2 separate regions of the Mus musculus genome follow, and region 2 is linked to region 1. The links are chromatin contacts, found by Hi-C or POLR2A ChIA-PET in ENCODE. All regions are on one chromosome and are shown on one strand. Each heading gives the region's core, a stretch centred on a gene start or an enhancer-like site at or near the end of the contact. The rest is flanking DNA. Distances are from core to core; before and after follow the strand shown.

Evidence for each region. A loop is a pair of places that touch in the nucleus more often than their neighbours do. ChIA-PET counts read pairs that join two places held with the same protein, here RNA polymerase II (POLR2A).
Region 2: a map of gastrocnemius shows a loop between it and region 1 (2.1-fold over the local background). The contact joins the enhancer-like site here to the promoter of Slc38a4 in region 1. A Hi-C loop is called at or near these places in 3 of 37 maps with a recorded cell type or tissue (adrenal gland and gastrocnemius). POLR2A ChIA-PET finds 5 or more read pairs at or near these places in 2 of 5 experiments (both embryonic stem cell).

The regions. Positions count from the first base shown.
Region 1 is chr15:97,053,342-97,059,148 of GRCm38, reverse strand. Slc38a4 (solute carrier family 38, member 4) reads left to right here and starts at 3,193. Exons shown (of 16, transcript NM_027052.3): 1 at 3,193-3,294. All of the region lies in intron 1 of Gm32840 (a long non-coding RNA gene), which reads right to left.
Region 2 is chr15:97,132,508-97,138,314 of GRCm38, reverse strand. No RefSeq gene overlaps it. Among named protein-coding and RNA genes, the nearest start is that of Gm33149, 27 kb to the left of the region's middle. Within about 2 kb of position 2,828, at least 1 of the 3 ENCODE cell types and tissues checked has a DNase peak (open chromatin) inside an H3K27ac peak, as active enhancers do; it is gastrocnemius, where a contact is called at or near this core.

The DNA.
Region 1 (5,807 bases), core at 1,944-4,443:
GCTCTTGAAGGCTAGCCCGGGAGGATGGTGATGAGAGACCAGGACAGCCTTGTGCTGTCTCTTTTTCCCCTAACGGCTTTATCAGAGGTGAGGCAGAAAGGACACTGGCCTCCGGGGAAACAGAATAGGGAATTCTGGTAGGTCGGTAGCAGTTGCATGGAGGGGCACAGAGGCAATTCTTTGAGCTTTGTGTAGGCTGGGCGATTTCCCCCTTCCTACTGAAGTCGTATAAGCTCCCCCCCCCCAACCCCAACCCCAACAATCCCCACCACAAAACCACCGTGGCACTAACATGGCACTCAGGCTTGAACGGTGAGAAATGAGGTGAAACTGACAGCTGGAACCCATAGCAAGGGGTTCCAGGAAGAGGGGAAACAGCAGTGGAAAGCCACCGGTCTTAGGAAGCTAGGGGCCAGTGAGAGCTTTAGAACGCCAGCAGTTAGGACACGCATGGCGGATGGCCCAAGGGTTAGATGGCCCGAGGGTTAGAGCCAGAAAGGAGAGTGAAGGTCTTAGTCGTTTGACTGCTTGGTTGTCTGCACGTAGAGTCGCTTACAGACCTTTGAGGAGAGACATTTTAGCTGGTGAAGCTTTACAGAGTGTGAGCAGCCCCCCACTGAATCTTACTTCACTTGCTCCAACACCCACAGTTTCTTTTCTTTTGTCACTAGGTAAGCTTGTGATAGTGTCTGAACAAGGTATGTTCCAGGCAAGCGGTATCAACAATTTTTGTCTGTTTTTTTTTTTTCTTCAGAAAAATCAAGTCTCTAGAATGGAACTAATTTGTCCCTGTGGGGTGACCATAAAATCATGGTAGAGGGTGTCTTCTCCAAAGGCAGAGCATGATCTCACGCGAAACCAAAATGCGTGTCAGTGAGGTCCCACGAGAAGCTTCATAGGACTGGCCACTCAGCTTCCTGCCCCTTAGAACACTGGTTTCCATGACCCCGGAGGAACCAGGTCACGGCTACATGGCCTTTCCTGGTCAATTTTCACAGCAGAGAGACAACCAGGCTTTTCAGTTGTGTCTGGCGTCTCCACATTACTCTGGGACCTTCTGCAACTCCAGTGAAGTGCAGTCCCCACCAAAGATGAGCGGATTGCACTTGAATCGGAATGCCAATGCTTTATAGATAAAATTAGCATAATTTCCCCTCAGCCCATAACCTGACTCGTAGTTCCAGCATATATAAATGAATAACACGTAGTTTCCTATTACACCAGGCAATGAACCATAGCTTTTGATTTTTTTTTTTTTTTTTTTTTTTGGTATGAGCTAAGGTGATTAAATAAATAGTTTATTTACAAGTTAGCTGGAGAGATGACTCAGTGTTTAAGAGCACTTGCTGCTCTTCCAGAGGACCTGAGTTTGATTCCCAGCACTCATGTGGTGGCTCACAACTCCCTGTAATCGTAGTTTCATGGGATCCGACACTACCTTCTAGCTTGAGAGCACCAGACACGCCCATGTTAGGTGTATGTGCAGGCAGAATTCCCATACACGTAAAATAAATACTTTTTAAAAAATTAAAAAGGACAAGAAAGGAAAGATGGATGCTAGGATTCCTGGTTTTGAAAAGTTGGGCAGTTATACATCTCTCGGGCATGAGCTGCTGGCATGAAGGAACTATTTGCTTTCAGCCATGTTTTTTCCCCACTGATATTCTGTTTATGGGCTTGCCTTGGCTTCTCCTGTGTCTCAGGTCAGGCCCTGAGAGATAGAAATCTTTCTCCTGCCTCAAATCCTTTTATTGTGGTCCAGCCATTATGACCTGCTAGTAGCTTACTACATACACTCCTTACGTGTTATTAAAGAGGCAATGGTGAGATAGCACAGTATAAATAAAACCCAATTTCAACAAGCTGAAGGGGACTTTAAAATTATTCTGTTATATTCTAACTCCACAAAATTGAACTTCTTGCCAGGAGAAACCAAAAGGGTGTATATATCATATTTGACCAGGATTGCTAACCTACTCTCGTGAAACTAAATATTTCTTATATATATTGTGCTTTTGGGGGGGGGGTGGTACAAAATCATGCTGTGGTAGAAGTTATATATTCTTCTGTTGCTACCCTTCTGTTGAACTGTTTTGTATAATCTGAGGTGTGTGTGTGTGTGTGTGTGTGTGTGTGTGTGTGTGTGTGTGTGTGAGAGAGAGAGAGAGAGAGAGAGAGAGAAGAGAGAAAGACAGAGACAGAGACACACATAGAGACAAGAGACATAGAGAGATCTATCACTGATGGAACGTTTTGAGTGTTCCTTATTAGCATGCAGATGTTTCTGTTGTTACATTGTTTTCTTTCTGAAGTGCCGCCATGTTCTAGTACTGTTCTAATACAGGAGCTATGAAATGGGAAGAGCTAAGTGTCCTTCCTGAAGACAGACAGTTAGACCGGCAGCTCTTCATAATTTACGTTGGGCGCGTGAGAGTTCCAAAAGCCCTGTCTGTGTCCCTGGTGGGTCTGTTAAATCTTCAGAGGCCACTTCTCCACCAGTGAACCCCTTCTGCCAAAAAAGAATGGCAACTTTTATTAAATAAACACGGACCTTCTTTGAAGCGGGAACTATGCTTAGTGTCAGAAAATGGTTTTATCAGAAAATGGTTCCATATACATATTTTTCCTTAAGACCCTCCTAGCGAGCAGAAAATGTAGTTTATTATAGCTTCCTTTGTACTCAGAATCATATTTAAACTAGGACCCCATAAGAGAATTACAGGAAAGGTTCACAAGTGGGTGACGGCAAGGTTGCCCTTGTATTGCATAGAGATTTTTACTGTGACCACCATATTCTATTTGTTTGCTTTGTGTTATGTGGTGACAGTAAGCTGTGTAGTCCGTGAAAAAGTTGTTTGTCGAATACTCTACACTGACTACTTTTACCTACTTAACGATGTAGATATATCCTGCACACAGGAAAATCCCCCCAAATAAAGAAACTTCACAGTCGAAAATGAACTCACACCAAACTCTTTGGTAACAAGACCCAGGGCGGGTGGAGGGGCCTCCATTGCTCTCTGGGCTCCAGGCTTCCCTCTAAAAGGACAGCTGGACAGCTAGACTCCACCTGGAAAGATGTTTCTGTTGACAGATCAGGTTCCTGCACTGCTATTGGTGGCTAGGCTGGAAGGGAGGGTCCTCAAGAAAGGAGATCGAGATGCTGCCCCCTATCACAGGATGGAAATTTCCACTCTTTGGGAAGCCAATAGAGAAGACGGAAGGGTCTCCCGGTCTAACCCTTGCCGCCACATCCATTGGATTCCAACCCGAAGAGGGTAGACAGAAAGGCGGGTGAGTTAAATGTGGTATATTTTCTCTTAAAAAACGACTCAGCGTGGAATTTTAGGGCTAGATCCTAACTTGTGTGTGTGTGTGTGTGTGTGTGTATGTTTGCGCGTGTGTGCGCGCGTGTATGTGTGTGCCCCCGCGCGCGCGTGGGGACAAGCGCACGTGGGGCATTCAGGTCTCGGAACTGTGTAGGGTCAAAATTTGTTGGTTGTACCTTAGAACTACAGGCTAACTGGGTTATTTCAGTGACTAGAAGTGAAGTAAACCAGGGCAGGCGGAGGGGATAGCTTGAGGGGCTTTTTTTGAAGGCTCCTATTCGAACTGTGCCTGCGTGGCCGTCTCCAGAGACTGGTGTGGGCTTGCCGACTGGAGGTCTATTGGCTCTGAGATTTTTGTTGTGGGACCTCCTTGAACGATAGCAGCTGCCTTATAAAGAGGGTCTCACCCTTCCTAGGATCTGGCTCCTCACCCTTGGGGATCGTGCCCACTAGGTGCTACCCGAGTTGCTGGAAGTGTGCCTATGACCCCCCGCCCGCCGGAGGTGGTGGGGGAACACGGGTTCAGGGTTTAAAATAGACTCGCTGGTCTCTTGATAGTTGGTAGTTGAATTTCCTGACTGTAAGCATGCTCCCGTTGTTAAATTGCCTTACGGCGAGCAGATCAGCATGCTCCCGGAGTGCGAACTCTAAGGCTTGGGGACTCTAAGGAGTCCCAAGAGCCTGGAGCAAAGTGAGAATTTGATTTAGAGCCGAGACTGCTTCCCACATGGTGGGATCGGGGATCCGCCACACCCAACAGCTCGTAGGCGCCGAAACCCCGCGGTAGGGTGGGGGTCGCGGGCATGAATGGAGGACTTCAGAGGAGAGGGAAACTGACCGTGGAGTAGTTGGGAGGAGACAACTTGGTCAACCAGAAGGAACTCCTTTTGCCTTGAGGCACTGAGCAGGGACAGACAGCTGAAAAGGCGTAGGTGGCTCTTCAGGGTATCAGTTCCTGGGGACGGACCCTCGTGGGGATCGGTCTGAGGTTCCCGTGGAGGGATCGGTCTGGGGTTCCCATGGAGGGACCCTCGTGGGGATTGGTCTGGGGTTCCCGTGAAGGGACCCTCTTGGAGATCGGGTTGGGGTTCCCGTGGAGGGACCCTCGCGGGGATCGGGCTGGGGTTCCCGTGGAGGGACCCTCGTGGGGATCGGGCTGGGGTTCCCGTGGAAGGACCCTCACGGGGATCGGGCTGGGGTTCCCGTGGAGGGACCCTCGCGGGGATCGGGTTGGGGTTCCCGTGGAGAGACCCTCGCGGGGATCGGGCTGGGGTTCCCGTGGAGGGACCCTCGCGGGGATCGGGTTGGGGTTCCTGTGAACCGATCCTCGCGGGGATTGGGCTGGAGTTCCATGGACGGACCCTCGTGGCGAGCCACAGGGAAAGGTGGCTAGAAAAACTCTTCCATGTATACCAGAGCCTGTGATGCTTCCTTCAGCACTGCTGACCCAGTTGGAGGAAGAGGGGCGAGCTGAACCTGAGACTTAAGCAAGGATGATTAGGGATGAATTCCTAGGCAGTGGCCACACGCCTAGAGGGTTTTTTTGAGCCTCTGGGCTGGTGCTTAGAGATCGGGAGCCCTCAGAAAAGCTGGAGTGAGGCAGACCGGCGCTTGCTTGATGTTTTGGTTCTCATTATGTGTGTTGCGGTGAAAGGATAAATCAGCCTTCCTAATACTCAGACCCTTTAAGATCGAACCTCATGCCTCGGTGAACACCCAGCCGTAAAATTACTCCATTGCTGCTTCATAACTATAGTTTTGTTACTGTCACAAATCGTAATGTTTGATAAGCACGCAGGATTTTTGATGTGACTCCTCCGTGAAAGTGTCCTTAGATCCTCCAAAGAGGTTCCTCTTTGTCTCTTTATTTAAAGACAGTAAACCAGGAGGGACGAGAACAGAAAGGCACTACTATGTGTCATGATAGGATGGGAGCCACGGGAGAAATGGAAAACAGAATCACTTCCACATGACCATAAACCTTCCTGTGGTCCACCTCTTATTTGATATGTAATGACCTAATTCCACTCATTCATTCCCCGGACGGTCATGGTGTAACACTGGCTCGCAGGAAATCTATTAGGTTTTTCTTGTTGGTGTTTTTCTGTTGTTGTTTTGTTTTTTAAATATATCTCCACTGTCACTTCACACAGGGCAGAGCAAATTCTTCATGGTCACCAATGTTTGTTGAATAATAGATTGGTCTAGTGGAGGATAATTAAAGTAAGCCATTATGTTCTACATCAGAATCTGCTTTATTAAATGGCATGCCAAGTAGTGTAACAAGAATCGGTGGGTCCTTTGTTGGTTTGCTTTTTTGAGACAGGGTTTATCTGTGTAGCCCCGGCTGTCTTGGAACTCACTTTGTAGACCTTGAACTCAGAGATCCACCTTCCTTTACCACTACAGGCATGCACCACCACTGCCGGACAAAATGAGGTGATTCTTAAGCTAGGTTTTGAAGCAGAAGTAGGAGTT
Region 2 (5,807 bases), core at 1,579-4,078, 80 kb before region 1:
ATGCTTCCTGCCATGATGATAATGAACTAATCTCTCTGAAACTGTAAGCCAGACCCCAATTCAATACTTCCTTTTGTAAGAGTTGCCTTGGTCATGGTGTCTCTTCCCAGCAAAAGAACATTGACTAAGACAGTCTCATCAGTAGTACTAGCAAGTGCAGCTTATCTGTTGAGGAAACAGAGATTACTAGGGGTGAAATAAACAATAGAAAGACACAGGTCCAACACTGGTGGGACAGGATGTAGAGGAATTTTAATCCAGGAACATGGCTGCTCTAATCACATCCAAAGACCTAGGTCTGTGTGATCTATTGGAATTTAATGTCACATGCCTTTCATCCCCCTGGCTGGAATATAGACATGCCTTTACTACACACCATTAAGGTAAGGTTAGTTTATAGAAGGAAGCAGCCATGTTTGAAAGTGATTTCTAATCGAGGGGCAGACAAAGTGATGGATCAGAGAAGGACTTGGCAGAGTCAGAGAAGGGATATGCCCATTTCTCGTGAGAACAGACAGGAAAGAGCTAGCTCAAGAGGGGAGCATGGAAAAGAGGGGGAGAGAGGCAGTTTTTACGGGGACAGTTTTACAGAGACAGGTTCCAGATGAAGACAGAAGGAGCCAGAGAAGGATCCAGAAGATTAGAACAGATTGCCAGAGTTAGTTTGAGGCCAAGCAGAGCAATTTAGTGAGAAGCCAAGAGAAGCCAGATTGAATCAGTCATCTTGGAGGGGAGTTTGAGCCAGAGCAGTTGAGTTGAACCAGCCAGCCAGAGTTCAGAAAGGGCAAGCTTACTCATCAGCCAGCCTCTAAGATGACAATCACACCAGGGATGTACAAGTGACTGTTACAGCAGGGATTTGAGTTCTGGCACGTGATGCCTGGATCCGTTTGTAAGCCTGTCTTCACACAGCTTCAACACAGTAGTAGGAGCCCAGCAACCTCTGCATCACATAGGTAAAGCTTTCTATTCCAGTGACCATCGAATGGTCCTGTGAAAGAGATGCCCGTTCAGCTCCTATAACCTTCTGTTCAAGAATGACTCGCACTTTGCATACTCGGATTACCTAGAAAAATCCAGAACGTTAGAGAAAAGTGATGAACTAATCTGCCTAAGTTGATTTGAAAATGAGGGTAAAGAATGTGATTTTTTTCATGCTTTACATTTATATTTAAATCTGTGGCCAACTTTGAGTCTCTTTCTTTTTTCCTCTACTTCTCTTTCCTCATATTCCTGCCTCCTCTTTTGAGATAAGGTCTCCTTCTATAGCCAAGGCTGGCCAAGACCTCATTATGTTGCCAACATTGGCCTTGAAATCATGGTCATCCCCCTGCCTCAGTCTCCCAAGTTCTAAGATTAGAGTCATTAACTAGCACAGGGGAGTTCTTTATTTTGGAAGAAGACACAATCCCACACAGTTCTTAGAAATACGTATATTGTTTGCAGATGTGTAACCCATCACAGGATGGTCCAGTGGTCAAGGAAGAAGACGACTGTCTAACTAGAGCCATTACTGGAGTTGTTGGGAGAACTCACTGTTGGGATAATATTGTGCACCGTGTAAACACCGTCTTTGTATTATTCAAATGCTGATCTCTCTGTTGGCAGAGGGCCAAGTACAAGCTGACTTTGGTGTCGTTATTAATATGGCTGCATCATATTTTGTAAACCCACCCTCTCTCACCTTCTGACTGGTTTATCAAAAAGCTGACGGCCTGTAACAAAAACAGGAAATAGAAGGTGGGACTTCCTGGAAGAGAGGGGAACTCTGGGAGAGAGTCAGGCCCGGGAGGATTCATCAAGAAGATGGAGAAGAAGCTGCAGGCCTGGAAGGAAGGAGAGGTAGCTAACCAGTTACATGGTGAGACTTAGATTAGCATAAACGGAATAGTTGAGCTCCGAGCCAGCTGGAAACAAACCTAACTTCAGGCCTAGGCATTCATAAATAAATATATGTCTCTGTGTCATTATTTGGAAGCTGGCAGTCCCAAAGCAAGTCCTGTTACAAGTGCTGTTGGAGATAGTGTGTGTGTGTGTGTGTGTGTGTGTGTGTGTGTGTGTGTGTGACTATGTATATCAAACTTCCTGAATTTTTTAGTCTTACCCTCCCAGACCTGCCCAAACCTCCTTTGAGTTGATAAGGACAAATATTGTCCGATGCTGATGTTATTTTGAGTTTTATAGAAAGTCCTGCCTAACAATTTGAACTAGGCTGTGCGTGTTTCCATTTGGTTGCTAGGCTGCATTCTGGGTCACTTCCCAGCAGCCTAGGTGACAGCTCTTCATGGGACACCTGAATAGCTGTAAGGTGATGAACTGTGAGATATCACATGATACACAGCCTTTAAAATAGGCAGTGTGACATAATGCACCCGCTGTGACCCAGGTTGTGGTGGAAAGTATCTGGAAGAGGAAAAATGAGATTCCGATGGCTGAAAGATAGCCAGTTTAGAATCTAGGCAGGGGTAGGGAAGACGAAGGCCAAGGAAGCTTTCTACACTCCCACCCGTCCCCCAGGGACAGTTCTGAAGCCCTACACTGTCCTGTAATGTGCCACAGACAGAAGCAATACAAGAGAAATGGAACTAGGGCTTGCTAAAGACATCAGAGCCCCAGGAAATCTCCTGGCCGAGAAGTTGGACAGATCTCTTGACACTTATTCTTTGTTTCCAGAATCTTCCACGTCTATCTCAAAAGTTTCATTGATCACCTTGCCCTTCTTTTCCAGATAATAGTACAGGCTTTCCCCGCCCGAGATCAGGCCAGCAATTTGGCTGCCCCGCGTCTTTCCAAATTGACTGCGTGGGAAACGCAATTTACTTCCTCCTCCAACAGTAGGTGGCAGCACTAACCTTGTTCATTAGGTTCCCGCATCTGTAAAAGCAAGCCGAATTTGCTCAGTGGCAACAGTTTAAGGTCAGGCCTTATTTAAAATGTAAAGAAGATAGGCAAGTAGGCAAGTAACTTAAAAACCCGACTAATCACTTAGCAATTAAGAGACTGGAGACACTGCCCACATTTACACTCATTGAAATGTGAAGCAGAAACCTGACTCATTTTTATTATTTTTTCTTCTTCACTGGAGTCTCAGGCAAAGCTGGCAGCCAGTAGAGCATTTCTGAAGAAAATAAGTGCTTGAAGTCAGATATGAGAATTTGTATTTTATTATGTGAAATTTACATCTCAAGCCCCCGACAGCTCAACATTTTGAAATCACACTTATTTACTTGTGCATGGGGGTGGGGGAGGGGACTCATGGGGGGGGGGAGGTCAGAGAACAACTTTCAGAAAGGGGTTCTCTTTTAACAGATTTCCCTTTTTAAGAGCAGCCTTAGGTCAAGAGCAAAATTGAGAGAAAAGTGCAGAGAGAAGCCCATGTGTCCTCTGGACATCTCCAAACTACAACCATCCACACAGAGTTTCTGCCTGCTGCTGGTGCTCAACATGACTAGTTAATCAGCTTCACACGTCCGTAGTTTACCTTGGTCTTCACCTGGAACTGTACGTTCTGGGAGTTTGGAACTAGAGCTAAAGCGGTGTTTTCTCCTATGCTGCGTACAGAGTACCACCACTGTCCTATATGTCTCCACTCACTCCCCACCCACTCCCTCCAACCTCTCCACTACTGAATGTTCTGCCTTCTCTGTAACTTGGTCCTGCCACTGGTGGGGGGGGGGGTCTTACAGTGTTTCTTGTTATGTGATTGGTTGTTTCCCTCGTCAAAGAACCTCTAAGTTTCCCCCACTTGCTTCCTTGTCAAGACGGTTCATTTTCCTCACTGCCGAGTACAAGCCCTTGTCTGGATGGGCCACAATCTACTCTCCCACTGACCTGAAGGATGCTTGGTTCCTTCCAAGTTCTGGATCAGATATAAAGCTGCTATCAGCATCTGTGGGTGGGCATATGTTCCCGGGTCATTTGAGTACATGTAAAAGCCTGGTTACTGTAACGTGGTGGTGTGTTTAGTTTTGTTGGAAGCTACCAAACCATCTCCATAGTTCATGGCGTTTCAGGGCCCCAGCAATAGGTGAGACCTGCTGCTCTCACCTCTAGAATTGGGTATTGGGGTTGGTCAGGGCTGCAGAGGACCCTGGTTCAAATCCCAGCACCCATTCATTTTCTTATGGGTGACATTTAAGAGTCCTTAGCAGAGTCGTGTCAATAAGATAAACACCTCTAGTGCTCACCCCCTTCCACAAGGATAGCCAAAGAGAAGAATAAACTACCACATTCCGACAAAACAACTAAAGAGAGTATGGCGTACATCAGGGGACTGGACATCGGCACCTTGGACATTGGGACCCTGCACACTGACAGGGTGGTCATTATGGACTCTCTGTAGAACTCATGGGTGGTTGGCCCAGCACAGAAAACTACCTGGATTCTATGAGCCCCAGTGTCCCCAAAGGAGGACTTGGTGGCTGTGCCCTGCTTTCCATGGACAGTGTGGTGTCTCTGAGGTGACATCTTGGAACCAGAACTGCTGTTAATGCGCTGTCCTCTGGAGACAGGAACCATGGCATACCTCCACCACTGAGAATTTGCCACCATGGGTGCACCCCCACCTGGAGGGGGCAGTATTCTTACCACAAACCACTACTTCACCATCTTGCTGGGACTAAGCTTCACAGTCACTGCCCCGTCCCTTCCCAGACTCTGTCATTTCTTCCTGCCTTAGATACAATAGTGCCCAGCAGTGACAGTCTCCGAATGTAATAGTGGACTTACTCACTTCTGTGTAATTCTGCCACCATTGCTTGCCTAGCTTAGCATTCTATCGTTAGGCAACTACACATAAATTGTTACATATTCTTCATGAACTGACCCCCTGTCATTTCTCAGTGCTGCCTTCGTCCCTAATTAATATGGAGCTGTAGAGCACATTTGAAAATTTATCTCCACTTACTCTTTCTCTGGCTTTCTTTATATCCAAGTGTATTACTTGTGTGCTTTTCTTTCCTTCCTTCCTTCCTTCTTTCTTTCTTTCTTTCTTTCTCTTTCTTTCTTCCTTTCTCTCCTTTTTCCCTTGGCTTTTGAGATAAGATCTCTCTACACAGCCCTGGCTGTCCTGGAACTCACTGTGTAGACAAAGATCACCCCAAATTCAGAGAGATTCCCCTGCCTCTGCCTCCCAAGTGCCGAAGTTAAAGGTGTGTGCCGCCATGCCTGGTGATTCTTCTTCTTCCTCTTCGTCTTTAAAGATTTATTTATTATTATTATACATAAGTTCACTGTAGCTGACTTCAGACACACCAGAAGAGAGCATCAGATCTCATTATGGGTGGTTGTGAGCCACCATGTGGTTGCTGGGATTTGAACTCAGGACCTTCGGAAGAGCAGTCAGTGCCCTTACCCGCTGAGTCATCTCACCAGCCCCCAATTTTCCTTCTTCTTCTTCTTCTTCTTCTTCTTCTTCTTCTTCTTCTTCTTCTTCTTCTTCTTCTTCTTCTTCTTCTTCTTCTTCTTCTTCTTCTTCTTCTTCTTTTTCCGAGACAGGGTTTCTCTGTGTAGCCCTGGCTGTCCTGGAACTCACTCTGTAGACCAGGCTGGCCTCGAACTCAGAAATCCGCCTGCCTCTGCCTCCCAAGTGCTGGGATTAAAGGCGTGGGCAACCACGCCCGGCGATTTTCCTTCTTCTTAAACAACTGATTTTGAACATTTCTTGGAAGGTGAGCTCACTAGACAGCATGCCCCTCACTATTTGTCTGAGAAAGTCTTCATTTTTCCCTGGTTTTGAGTGATGGATTTACAAGGTACTTGATTCTAGGCTGATAAAGCCTTTTCCCTCAATGGCCCACGGTATTCTT